Regions from separate parts of the Homo sapiens genome. Here region 2 is linked to region 1. The links are chromatin contacts, found by POLR2A ChIA-PET in ENCODE. All regions are on one chromosome and are shown on one strand. The core of a region is the stretch at or near the end of the contact, and the rest is flanking DNA. Distances in the headings are between cores, read along the strand shown. Region 1 has its middle 26 kb from the start of LINC01354. Region 2 overlaps B3GALNT2 (beta-1,3-N-acetylgalactosaminyltransferase 2).

Region 1 (3,931 bases), core at 937-3,436:
TGCTTCCTAGTAATAACGCTCCTCCACCACATCTCCCATTGTGGCCCAATGTCAGGATCAGCCCAGGGGAGCACCCACTTGGCCTGCCCAGGCTTCTGAGCAAGACTAAACCAGAAAGCAGGTAGAAAATAGGCTGCGCGCACCTCCCCAGCTGATTTGGGGAAGAGTAGGACCTTTCTGGAATCTGATACCTTAGGGAAACAAATCCAATAGCATGAAGTTGAAATCGGTTGCAATTAGGTGAACTGGTTACATCATGCGCAATGTGAGGGAAACAGCCCTGCAGACCTTGAGTAGCAGTAACACGGTCTAAATCAAGTTTGTTCAACCCGCGGCCCAACACAAATTCAGAAACTTTCTTAAAACACGATGAGATTTTTTTGCAATTTTTTTTTAGCTCATCAGCTGTCGTTAGTGTTAGTGTATTTTATATGTGACCCAAGACAGTTCTTCTTCCAGAGTGGCCCAGAAAAGCCAAAAGATTGGACACCCCTAATCTAAATCTTTTGCAGATTTTGCAGATTTGAGGGCTTTCGTTGTGTTTATCTTGGGGCCTCTCTGGAGTTCCAGGTCAGTGGGGAGGAAGCCTGCAGGCAACAACTTCCAAGGAACCCTTGGGGTGGGGCGGGGGGGGGGTGGGACAGGACCAGCACTGCAGAGGGGCACCTCCTAGTGCCTGGAAATATGTGAAGCAGCACAAGGCTCTAGGAGCACAAGAAGACATGCTTCCTGCCCTCTGGTGACTTAGGATCTAGGCCAAGGACCAATTAGAAGACAATTAAGGACTTAACTGTGAGAGAAATCAACTCTAAGGGTAATAGGAATTTGCAAATAGAGAAGACTTCTATGGCTGTGGATTGGAAAGATTTGAGTAAGGACTTGAAGCCCAGGAAGGATTTGGGTGGAGTGGAAAGAAGGGCAGCAGGGCAGGGCTGAGGGAGTAGAGGAGGCAGAAAGATGGAAAGTCCCCATTATGGAGCGATGAATTAAAATAGAAAATAGCCTGTAATCCCAGCTACTCGGGAGGCCGAGGTGGGAGAATCGCTTGAACCTGGGAGGCAGAGGTTGCAGTGAGCTGAGATGGCACCATTGCACTCCAGCCTGGGCGAAACAGCAAAACTCTATCAAAAAATAATAATAACAAATCAAATAGGAAATAACGACACTACACTTGTCACAGTTCTCCAAAGTAATTTTTATATATTGTCTCCTGTAATTTTCGCAATGCGTTTGGGAATATACAAACCTCTTCTCTGGGCATAGCTGGTTGGGGTGAGGGTGGGACATCTGACTTCAAGTGGACCATTACATCTCTCCCACTCCCATTGGACTTTTGGATTTGCAAGGTGAGGGAGGTTCAAATTATTATTTTAAAAGAATTGTTTTATTTCCATAGGTTTTTGGGGAACAGGCGGTTTTTTGTTGTTGTTGTTGTTGTTTGTTCATTTATTTGTTTTCTGAGACGGAGTCTCACTCTGTTGCCAAGCTGGAGTGCAGTTGCGCGATCTCAGCTCACTGCAACCTCCTCCTCCCAGGTTCAAGCAATTCCCCCGCCTCAGCCTCCTGAGTAGCTGGGACTACAGGTGTGCACCACCACACCCGGCTAGTTTTTTGTATTTTAGTAGAGACGGGGTTTCACCATGTTGGCCAGGATGGTCTTAATCTCCTGACCTCGTGATCCGCCCGCCTCAGCCTACCAGAATGCTGGGATTACAGGCGTGAGCCACTGTGCCCGGCCATGAGTAAGTTCTTTAGTGGTGATTTGTGAGATTTTGGTGCACCCATCACCCAAGCAGTATATATTGAAGAGGGAGGTTCAAATTAGTTTCTTCCAGGCGGCTAAAGCTGTAGGAGGCAAAGTTTGGAAGAATGGAAAAGTAGAGGCACCTGGTTTAATGGAAGGGAGAGAGAGGGGAATGGAAGAAGAAGCTTGTGTTCAGATATTCAGAGGGGGGCAGGAAAGAAAAATGAAGAGCTGCCAATGTTAGAATCTAGGGCCAAGTTGGATTGAGACATCCCACAATTCTTACACCAAAGACCCATTTTTACTGAGTCATGTTGAATTTCTCCTTTCAATAAAAACATTCCTAACTAATATACACACCTTGTCTCATTTCATTTTGCAATAGCCCTTCTAACAAGATTAGTTTCATCATTTCCCTTTTATGGGCCACTTAGGTTTCAAGAAAGAAATGAGACTTAGTGAGAAATGTGCCCAAATCATCATCAACTGGTATGTGATTGAAACTTCATTCAAATCCACATCTGATTTCAAAGCCCAGGGTCTTCAACTCCTCCCCCATAGCACTGTCTTCATTTCCTAGGAGTGCCAGGAACAAAGCACTACAAACTGGGTGGCTTGAAACAACACAAGTTTATTGTCTCACAGTTCTGGAGACTAGAAATCTGAGATCGAGGTGTCAGCAGGACCCACTCCCTCTGAAACCTGCAGGGGAGAGTCCTTTCTTGCCTCTTTTAGCTTCTGGTGATGCTGATAACCCTAGGTGCTCCTTGACTTGTAGCTGCAGCACTTCAATCTCTGTCTTCCCATGGCCTGCCCCCTCCTGTGTCTGTGTCTCGGCATCTCTCCTCCTTTAGTAAGTGCACCAGTCATATTGAATTAAGGGCCCTCTCTACTCCAGCATACCTCATCTTAACTTGGCTACATCTGCAAAGACCCTATGTCCAAATAAGGTCATGTTGACAGGTACTGAGGTTAGGACTTCAGCATTTCTTCTTGGGAAACACAATGCAACCCATCATGTGGTTCCAGAGAATGAAATCTAACTGAAAAAAGAACTGAGGCCAAAAGATGCAGCGAATTACCCAGGTGGCTGAGCCAGTAAGTGGTTAGCCAGAGCTCACACTAGCTCTCTCTCTCTCTCTGCTCTGTTCTCTCTCATGTTATGGCTGGGATAGTGTGGTGAAAGGAAGACATCTTGGACCCCCAAAATCACTAAGGAAAACTCAAGCCCAGAACTGCTTAGGACGAACCTGCCTCCCATTCTATTCACAGTCACTCCTCTGCTCACTGAGATAGATGCATATCTGATTTCCCTCCTTTGGAAAGGCTAATCAGAAACTCAAAAGAATGGATCACCTGTCTGTGACCTGGCAGCTCCCTCCCACTTTGAGTCTTCCTGCCTTTGCTTCAAGTTGTCCCACCTTTCCAGACTAAACCAATGTACTTCTTACATATATTGATTGATGTCTCATGTCTCCCTAAATGTATAAAACCAAGCTGTGCCCTGATCACCTTGGGCACATGTCATCAGGACTTCCTGAGGCCGTGTCACGGGCATGTCCTCACCTTGGCAAAATAAACTTTCCAAATTAACCGAGACCTACCTCAAATTTTCGGGGTTCACAGTGTATTAGTCTGTTCTCATGCTGCTAATAAAAGACATATCCGAGACTGGGTAATTTATAAAGGAAAAAGGGGTAATGGACTCAGTTCCACCCAGCTGAGGAGGCCTCACAACCATGGCAGAAAGCAAAGGAGGAGCAGTCACATCTTACATGGCAGCAGGCAAGAGAGAGCTTGTGTAGGGGAACTCCCATTTATAAAACCATCAGATCTCATGAGACTTATTCACTGTCACAAGAATAGCACGGAAAGACCTACCCCCATGATTCAATTACCTCCCACTGGGTCCTTCCCACGACACATGGGAATTATGGGAGCTACAATTTAAGATGAGATTTGCATGGGGACACAGCCAACCCATATCAGATAGGTAAAGATATCTTATAGGCACAGGAGAAAGGTCACAGAAAATAATATAAATTTGAGATGTTTTGACAAAAAGCAGATGTTTAAATCTTTGATGAGCTTGCTAAAACAGAGCATAAAGAAGCTAAAAGGACAATGGGAACAAGGAGTGAGGAAAAAAGAGGAGCTAGCAATCAAAATACAGCAATCGGTTTATTC
Region 2 (3,931 bases), core at 566-3,065, 960 kb before region 1:
GTACAATCGTGTGGGAGAGCCAAGACCTCCACGGCCTTGTGTCAAGAAATCTCCACAAAGTGACAGTGAATGATGGAGGGGGAGTTCTCAGAGTCATTACAGTAAGTCGTTTTTTTTTAAGGTTTAATTGCATATTTTAGCTTCTTTTTAATATATAAAATTGTTCTAAAATTTACCTTAGAGCCCAGGCAGCATGGAGCAATGATTCTTGTGTGTTTTACAACATATATAGTAGCAAATGTTGTTGTCTTCATAGTAAAGGCAAAAACTCAAATATGATCCTGTAACTCCAGCATTAGTGAGTTTACAGTTTTGCTTTAAGATTGATGCATTTTTAAAATGCAATATTTTATTTCTCTTTTTTTTTTTTTTTTTGAGAGGGTCTCACTTTGTTGCACAGGCTGGGGTGCACTAGCACGATCACAGCTCACTGCAGCCTCCACCTCCTGGCTTAAACAATCCTCCCATGTAGCTGGGGCTACAGGTGCGCACCACTACACCCAGCTAACTTTTTGTGTTTTTTGTAGAGATGGGGTTTCACCATGTTGCCTAGGCTGGTTGCAAACTTCTGGGCTCAAGTGATCCGCCCACCTACGCTTCCCAAAGTGCTGTATTACAGGCATGAGCCACTGCACCTGGCCTATTTCTCAGTAATTTTTAAGTTAGCATTCTTTAAGAATACTTGCTCAGTAGTATTCAGAGTATTTACTATCTCACCTTGAAAATAAAACCTCAGTTAAAATACTATAATTAGCCAGGTGCGGTGGCTCATGCCAATAATCCCAGAACTTTAGGAGGCTGAGGCAGGTGGATCACTTGAGGCCAGGAGTTTAACACCAGCCTGGGCAACATAGCAAGACCCCATCTGTACTAAAAATACAAAAACTTAGCCAGGCATGGTGGCGCATGCCTGGAATCCCAGCTACTCAGGTGGCTGAGGCATGAGAATTGCTTGAACCTAGGAGGCAGAAGTTCCAGTGAGCTGAGATCACACCACTGCACTCCAGCCTGGGTGGCAGAGTGAGACTCTGTCTCAAAACAAACAAACAAACAAAAAAAACTACTATAGATAAAAATATTGGAAAATAAGGCGGGGTGTGCTGGCTTATGCCTGTAATCCGAGCACTTTGGGAGGCTAAGGTGGGTGGACCACTGGAGGTCAGGAGGTCAAGACCAGCCTGGCCAACATGGTGAAACCCCGTCTCTACTAAAAATCCAAAAAAAAAAAAAATTAGCTGGGCCTGGTGGTGCATGCCTGTAATCCTAGCTACTTGGGAGGCTGAGGTGGGAGGATTGCTTGAACCCCAGAGGTGGAGGTTGCAGTGAGCCAGGATCATGCCACTGCACTCCAACCTGGGCAACAGAGCGAGACTCCATCTCAAAACAAAACAAAAAAAAATAGAAAATAAGATTGAGTACTTTCATTTATTTTGCTGAAGCAACTCTGGGATTTCTGACTCTCATATTTCTCATTCGGCTTTGCTTTAAATTTAAAACAGTTTGACAGGTGAATTTCTCAAAGTAAATATAGGTCAATAAAGCAGGTATATGAAGACTTAAAATGAACTTTAGTAAACAAACGGTCTGTACGGTGGAATCATAGACAATCTTTTATTCTCCTCGATCTCCTGTCCAATGATTAGGAATGTACTTGGCATTTAAATTCACAAGCTTAGTGAATGAATATTAACCTCATTTACATGGATTAATTTCTGAGTTGAAATGAATATATGCTACGTTATTACTCATTCAAAAAACATTTCCTGCATACCTGTGGTAAGGCAGAAACAATGGCAGGGTAAAATAGACATACTAGTGGCCCACCGTGGAACTTACAGTCCAGTGAGGAAGAAAGACATTAAACAAATAGACCCATAGATTCATATGTAGTTATACATTTAGATTTGTAGGCCATGTTTAGGATTTCATTCATGTTTAGGATTTAGGATTTATTATGACAGGTAAATTTCATAAAGTAAATGGAGGACAATAAAGATGGTGTTTACTTTAGTAAACACACACACCACTTGTTTACTAAAGTTCATTTTAAGTCTTATGAAAAATTTTTTACTGAAAATAGAAAGTTTTATGGAATTATATCTTTCCTTATTATCTTGCCTCCTTTTCTATTTATGAAACTTTAAAATACCCAGCATATGCCAAAATTCTGTAATATTGGTTACACTAAAAGAAATAAATTGGCCGGGCGCGGTGGCTCACGCCTGTAATCCCAGCACTTCGGGAGGCTGAGGTGGGAGGATCACGAGGTCAAGAGATCAAGACCAGCCTGGCCAACATGGTGAAATCCCGTCTCTACTAAAAATACAAAAATTAGCTGGCTGTGGTGGCGGGTGCCTGTAGTCCCAGCTACTCGGAAGGCTGAGGCAGGAGAATTGCTTGAACCCAGGAGGTGGAGGTTGCAGTGAGCCAAGATCGCGCCACTGCACTCCAGCCTGGCTACAGTGCGAGACTCCGTCGCAAAAAAAAAAAAAAAAAAAAAGGTAGGTTTCTGAGTTGAGAACTAGGTTCAAATGTAAAGACTCAAATGATCTGCCTTTGGGAGTAAAAATTATTATAGAGGGCTAAAGATAGCTTAAACATACAGTTAACCTAAAAAAACAAAAACAAAACCAGGTAACTTTTTAAAGCCTACGCTAAGAAACCCCAGGTACAAATTAAGATTTTCATCACAAATGCGTACAGCTGAGAGTTTTCACTAAGCTTTATTCCCTTGCCAGCAAGTGATGTCAGAAAAATTTTAAAGGCAAAAAGCCAAGTTGTGACCTTTTAGAGAGAAGTTAATAAACAGAAATTACTATTGAGTTCTAAAGCCAAAACAATATAGAAATATACAATAAAAAATAAAGCATAGGCTGGGTGCTGTGGCTCACGCCTGTAATCCCAGCATTTTGGGAGGCTGAGTTGGGCAGATCACCTGAAGTCAGGAGTTCGAGACCAGCCTGACCAACATGGTGAAACCCCGTCTCTACTAAAAATATAAAAATTAGCCAGGCGTGATGGCTAATGCCCGTAATCCCAGCTACTCAAGAGGCTGAGAAAGGAGAATCACTTGAACCCGGGAGGCAGAGGTTGCAGTGAGCCAAGATCACGCCATTGCACTCCAGCCTGGGCGACAAGAGTGAAACTCCATCTCAAAAAACTAAATAAGTAGGCCGGGCGCGGTGGCTCACACCTGTAATCCCAGCACTTTAGGAGGCCGAGACAGGCGGATCACCTGAGGTCAGGAGTTCGAGACCAGCCTGGCCAACATGGTGAAACCCCGTCTCTACTAAAAATACAAAAATTAGCCAGGTGTGCTGGCAGGCGACTGTCAGCTACTTGAGAGGCTGAGGCAAGAGAATCGCTTGAACCCCCGAGGCAGATGTTGCAGTGAGCCGAAATCACGCCATCGCACTCCAGCCTGGGGGACAAGAGCAAGACTTCGTCTCAAAAAAAAAAAAAAAAAAGTAAATAAGTAAATAACAAATAAAGCATATACAGTCTTTTATGGAACTACAACGTTGGAATCTATAGCCTGCCCCTTTAGTAATTTTCACATTTGGCTACGAACTTTTATTTTATTTTATTTTATTTATTTTTTTGAGATGGAGTCTCACTCTGTCACCCAGGCTGGAGTACAGTGGCACAGTCTTGGCTCACTGCAATCTCCTTCTCCCAGGTTCAAGTGATACTCCTGCCTCAGCCTCCAGAGTAGCTGGGATTATAGGCACACACCACCATGCCTAGCTAATTTTTCTGTATTTTTAGTAGAGACAGGGTTTCACCGTATTAGCTAGGATGGTCTTGATGTCTTGTCCTCGTGATCCGCCCGCCTCCGCCTCCCAAAGTGCTGGGATTACAGGTGTGAGCCACTGCGCCTGGCCTACAAACATATTTTAAATTAAATGACAAGTTACTACAGTGACCTCAG

The links. ChIA-PET counts read pairs that join two places held with the same protein, here RNA polymerase II (POLR2A).
Region 2: POLR2A ChIA-PET joins it to region 1 with 15 read pairs in PC-9. The contact joins two enhancer-like sites. POLR2A ChIA-PET finds 5 or more read pairs at or near these places in 2 of 52 experiments (PC-9 and activated CD4-positive, alpha-beta T cell).

What each region holds. Positions count from the first base shown.
Region 1 is chr1:234,504,051-234,507,981 of GRCh38, reverse strand. No RefSeq gene overlaps it. Among named protein-coding and RNA genes, the nearest start is that of LINC01354, 26 kb to the left of the region's middle. Within about 2 kb of position 2,186, at least 3 of the 41 ENCODE cell types and tissues checked have a DNase peak (open chromatin) inside an H3K27ac peak, as active enhancers do; they include PC-9, where a contact is called at or near this core.
Region 2 is chr1:235,467,020-235,470,950 of GRCh38, reverse strand. B3GALNT2 (beta-1,3-N-acetylgalactosaminyltransferase 2) reads left to right here. Exons shown (of 12, transcript NM_152490.5): 6 at 1-101. Among named protein-coding and RNA genes, the nearest start is that of B3GALNT2, 35 kb to the left of the region's middle. Within about 2 kb of position 1,815, at least 4 of the 41 ENCODE cell types and tissues checked have a DNase peak (open chromatin) inside an H3K27ac peak, as active enhancers do; they include PC-9, where a contact is called at or near this core.